Linked DNA regions of Homo sapiens: region 1 is linked to region 2. Evidence: chromatin loops called from intact Hi-C (ENCODE). Cell type or tissue: mammary epithelial cell. All regions are shown on one strand. Each heading gives the region's core, and the rest is flanking DNA. Links, peaks and the distances in the headings are about the cores only. Region 1 overlaps SHPRH (SNF2 histone linker PHD RING helicase). Region 2 has its middle 18 kb from the start of RAB32.

Region 1 (2,931 bases), core at 240-2,739, 600 kb before region 2:
CATTCAAATAAAGCAATTCAAAAAGTATCGATTAAAGCACAGTCTGGCAAAGTATGGCCCATGGGTCATTTCTACCCTCTGCCTATCTGTTGGGCACATCAGCTTAGAATGAATTTTACATTCTTAAATAGTTGAAAAAAATTCAAAAAAAATATTTCGTGACATGTGAAAATTAAATTTCAGGGTCCATAGTTTTATTAGAACCTAGCTCTGCTCATTTGTTTTTATACTGCCTGTGGCTGCTGTTGTACTACAACAGCCAAGCTGATAGTTGCGCAGAGATCTTATGGCTTGCAATGCCTATGTATTATCTGCTTCTTTACACAGAAAGTTTGATGATATCTCAATAAAGTAAGAGATGAACATTTTTAATGGCTTGAATAATAGAATCTATCTTAACTGCTGCTTGTAAAATTCAAGACAGGTAAATTATAAATACTATTAAAGTAAAAACCTAACACTGGCAAAACCATGCAATCCATACCAAAAAAAGGTACAAGATGTTCTAGCTTTTATTTGCTGAGAAAGTTTTTTTCCTAAGTATCACACATACTTTCTTTTAAAAAAAAACTTCAAGCTGGTTTTATGAATATCATGTAATTAGGACCATGTTCATAGTTACAATGAGATATATATATATATGCAAACCTTTGTAAATTTTGAAGTTGGTTCTGTTTTTAGCTCATATATAAGTTTACATACATATCTTGATTTTGGTAAAATATACATAAAATTTACCATCTCAGCCCTTTTTAAGTGTGTAGTTCAGTGGCATTATGTATATTCAGTGTTGTGCAAAACACCTAATTTAAAATAAATTTTGCAACAATAGCTCTTATACCATTGCTTTATATCTAGTTCTATTAGTTAGCTAATACAAAGCTTTCTAAAACACACATTATCAAAGAACTGTAGTCAGCCAATTTCTATTCCCTTTAAATAAGGGAGAAGATTATTTTCACAATAATAAAGTTACTTTATAACGTAGGCATTAACATTCAATTATCTTCACAGTGAGTTCTCTTTTTTTAGTTAAGAGTCTTGATTAAAGCTTTTCAAAGGACATTATGAATTCTATCAGTATTTATACTACCATTTGTAGAGAATAATTCAATTAACAATTTTCTCTTCATAATTACCATACCTTTTAAAGAAGGTATAGTGATTAAACTATAATGTAAAGCAGCTGAATTTTATCTATTCGTTATAATACCTGGTTTTGCATGTTTATTTTTAAAAAGACATGCTTTCTGAGGAAGATTAAAAAAAAACCCATATTCAATGTTATAAAGGTTTAAGTCAAATTTGGAAATACCCATTCTCAGCCACTTGATGGCGCTAACATTTCTAAGAAAACTGGTGGATTTGATATTGTCAAGCTAATTTTCTCCGAAAATCATCTGCAGAAAACACAATGTTCAAAATTGGAATAATAAAATGTGTTTAATACCAGTCAAGGAGAATCTCAGAATATGTATTAATGTATCATACGTATTTATTTACATATAATATAAGCAAATCTTTTTAGAGTTTGAAATTAATTTTAGATTTCTTTTAAAAGTCAGACCTTCACTGTCTGATCTTCACATTAGAAGAATCTAATTTATGTAAGTTATATATGTAATGTTACTTTAAAAAATGAATATTGTTTAACACATTACTATGAAGTTAATAAAAACTAAAAGCAGCAAATCTATTACAATTAAGTTGAAAATTACAATTCAGAAGGAACATATCCTCTATTAATGGACTTTCTGGTGGCGGATTTCTCTTAATAATCAACAATACACTGCTAGCTAAATTGAGGACTTTCTAGGGAATGCCCTAGAGGGAAGATTTGCACACAAAGTTACGTGTACTATATGTGAACAATTTAACACGAATATATAATAATAGGCCCTTTTCTATTAGATATTGATAACAGAATTTACATTGTGAGCAGGTTGAAAGTGGTAAGAATCTGAGGTAACCTTCATATTACCATAACCAATAACATCATTCTTCATCTCTGTTTTTATAACGTTTTCAATGTGCTTCTACATTTTGTATTAAGAACAATAGTTGAGGTAAGTAAAGCACCTGTAATATTTTATTGACAAAGACACTGAAGTTCGGAAATCTTGAACAATATATACCATTTCACAGGGTTCCAACTGCAGCATGTAAGTAGGCCCACCCTATTCAGTTCTTGTCTAGAGCTATTTCTGCTCAGCTTCTGAGAATCCTTATAACTCTACCCAAGTATCTAGCACAATAAGAGACACTTTCCATTTCTGGTTCTATTATGCTAAAGAGCTAACAACTACAGACGGGCTACTCAAAGAGGCTTAATGTAAGAAGATTTATATTCTACAAAAAGCACACATTTCTTTGGGCAACTGATTTCTTTGTACTTCATTTGCTCTTTTTTTTTAAATTTCTTAAGGTAGCAGCTGAAGTCTCCGATATGAAACTTTTTTCTTTTCTAGTACATGTTTAATGCTATGAATTTCTTTTTAATAACTGATTTGCTGCATCCCACAAATTTTGATATTTCATTTTTATTCACTTCAAAGTATCTCCTACTTTCCCTTTTATTTTTTAACCCAAAGGTTTAGAAGTGTGTTATTTAATTCACAGCATTTGCGGACTTTCCAGTTTTCCTTCTGTTATTGGTATCTACCACTGTGGGCATAGAACACACTCTGTAAGCATGAATCCTTTGAAATTTACTGCCTTGTTTTACAGCCCAGAATATGCCCTATCTTCATATACATTTAATGTGTACTTGAAAACAATGTATATTCCTCTTTGGTTGGGTAGTCAATAAACACTGATTAGGTCAACTGGTTGACAGCGGTGTTTGAACTATGTATGCCCTCACTTATTTTTTACTTATTCTATACATAACTGAGAGAGGGATGTAGAAATCTCTGACAATAATTACGCACT
Region 2 (2,931 bases), core at 208-2,707:
GATAGGTAAAACATTTTCATTAGTATATTTGCCACTAGACGATTAACTGAGTTTTAGCTTTTTTGTATGTAAACAGGGGTCATCATATTAATTTACTTGTAACCATTAGAGTAACGCCTTATCTTTCACAATATAAATATACTTTCTTACTCTCTGTTTAGCCAACAGTAATCTATATATGGAGACACCTGGTTTCCTCTCCTTCCAGGCCCACAGTAAGCTTATACATCCCTATATCCCATATATGTAGACAGATCTTCATGACTAGTTTTAACCAATGTCTTGCATATTTAAGTGATGTGCATTACTTCTGGGCCAAAGCACTTAATGGCTGGTGCAACCTGTCCAGTCCTCTCTTGCCCTGGCTTAGTGATTATGGACACTGCAGTTGAGACGGTGACATCACAGGATGGAAGTAGCCTGGATTCCAACTAACACATGGTACACAGCTGCCTAGAGATGGGCCCAAACCTATACTAGATTTCACAAGACTGAAAATAAACCTTTTCCAGGTTAAGCAACTGTAATTTCAGGATTGTTTGTTAATGAAGTTTAATGTAGATTTATCTGATTACTATATCACCTTAAAGGGACAACAATTTTGGTTGTATTCAGCACTTTATACTCTAGTTGAACAATTCCTGGGATAGAACAGGTGTTCAGAAATATTTTAGTACCAAATTGGTAAAAGGTAAAGGGAATTATTAACTCAGTTTTATTTTTCTTTTCAGAATATATCTGTCCAATTATGACTAGTATGCTGGGTCTGGCCTCATGGTTTTAAAACTGGCCCAAGTGTCCCATGGAACTGATGTTTATGGTCTATTTTGAATAAGCATAAAAATTGATCCTCCCACTCTTGAAACTTGAGAAAGTTACATTTGTCTTATCTGAGTTCCTTTCTCAGGAACCAACCATCAGGCCTCCCATATTGTATCAAGGAACTGAAACTTACCAGATCACTGCATCTGGACAATGAAAGCACAGGTGCCTTACCTGTCATGATTGCCTGACTAATTGATTCCTGTTAACCAACTCCTCTTCCTTACCCCTTCCTAATTCCTGTTTTCCCACACATGCTTACAATTCTTCCCTACAATATAAACCCCTAATTTTAGTCAGTCGGGGAGATGGATTTGAGACTGATCTCCCGTCTCCTTAACTACAGCACCTGATTAAAGCCTTCTTTCCTGGCAATACTTGTCTCAGTGACTGGCTTTCTGTGCAGCAAGCAACAGTACCTAGACTGCAGCAAGCAACAGGACCTCGACCTAGACCGACTTGGTAACAGTTTTGTTTTCAAAAGGTCAGAGCCTGGAAATTTTGACTGTGACATTTTGTGATGTATAATCCTTCAACACACATTTAAATAATGTGTATCAAATCTTGAAACCCCCTTGATCTTCCCACTGACCCAAAATGCCATAACCACATACACTGGACAATACACTGTGGACACTTCATGTTCTTTTGCTACAAGGAAATTCCTAGGTAAATTAGTTATGAGTTCCAGGACATTTGCTGTCACTACTCAGCAGGCTTGCATTTGCAAAGCTTGCCCTCTTGAGGCCAAACAGTTCCAATTTATAAATTGTTATGCCTGGATAATAGAGATTAGTCTACATATCTCTTTAAAGCTACTGACTGATGAGGGCCAGAATCTGTGGCATTGCAGACTGGTGAAGAGCAAGGACTCTAAAATAGGATGTCTGGGTTTGTGTCTGGGAGTTACTACCTCTTGTCAGTATCATCATGAACTTCCTTTCCTTTATCCATAAAATATGGATTATAAAAGTACCCATGTTACAGTGATGTTCAATTAAGTGTATTAATACATGTACAGGGTTTAAAATAATATTTACCACACAACAAGTGTTTAAATAAAATGAACTAATATTATGTACAGTGACACTAAACTAGTATCTAGACATGATTTACTCATAGGGCTATATTAACTAGACAAGCAGCTGCTATTTTTTTTTTTTTTTTTGAGACGTAGTCTTACTCTGTCGCCAGGCTGGAGTGCAGTGGCGCAAACTCAGCTCACCGCAACCTCCACCTCCCAGGTTCAAGCATTCTCCTCCCTCAATCTCCCGAGTAGCTGGGACTACAAGTGTGCACCACTACACCCAGCAGCTGCTATTCTTAAAGGGGCTATATGTTTATCAACTAACATTTCAAAATGTATTTGAAACAGATAAAAATAAAAGTCTCAACACATGATTATAATCTGTGTTGAAATGTGCCTCCCAAGTCATATAATTCTATACATGACTCCATAAAGCCATGAAGACATTCATACATGACAGACTAAGATGTGTAAATATTCACATGCCAAATTATATTCTTGAATGATTTAGAGAGAAAAGAGGCATTTATTAAATATTCTTTCTCCCATTTTTTCTATTTCCTTTCAAAATTTCCAGGCAATCGAATAAACATTGCAATGACTTTTTTAGACATGAAAATCATATTGCAGATAAATAAAATAAATTTATTCAAAAATGGCCTTTAGCAGATCCAAAAAGTATATTCAAATCAATATAAGAATAAGTTGTAAAATTGACCTTTGTGCATTCTCTGGAAGATTTGGTCAACTAGCTCTGTGAATAAATAATTTAAAAAAATGCATCCTGCCTGCACACCACCGTGGGGCCTCCCCAAAGAGCATGCAATATAAAATATAATATCCTAAACTGAAAAGAGATTATAATCATATTTGGCTCTCTGATATCATGAATATAAGATTCTCCTGCACAATGTAGAAACAGAAGGCAATAAACAGAATTGTCCATACTGGCTAGAATTCCATTTATATTTTGCCAAGCTTTTCTACATTAATTGTGGCAAATTATGTGAAATAAACATAGAATTACAATGGAAATAGTTAGGTAAGAATACGTAACCTGTAAAAAATTATTGTAAAATGTA

What was found. A loop is a pair of places that touch in the nucleus more often than their neighbours do. Peaks named below come from ENCODE experiments on the same cell type or tissue, not always from the same donor. Only the 100,000 strongest peaks of a DNase experiment are listed, where the experiment ranks them.
Region 1: it touches region 2 in a loop (5-fold over the local background); 5 of 110 quality-filtered maps call a loop at or near these places.

Annotation. Positions count from the first base shown.
Region 1 is chr6:145,927,906-145,930,836 of GRCh38, forward strand. The region is part of intron 14 of SHPRH (SNF2 histone linker PHD RING helicase); the gene reads right to left. Among named protein-coding and RNA genes, the nearest start is that of SHPRH, 35 kb to the right of the region's middle. In mammary epithelial cell, for the core only: a CTCF peak has its summit at 1,330 (motif pointing right); no DNase peak of the experiment used is centred there.
Region 2 is chr6:146,524,830-146,527,760 of GRCh38, forward strand. No RefSeq gene overlaps it. Among named protein-coding and RNA genes, the nearest start is that of RAB32, 18 kb to the right of the region's middle. In mammary epithelial cell, for the core only: a CTCF peak has its summit at 1,561 (motif pointing left); no DNase peak of the experiment used is centred there.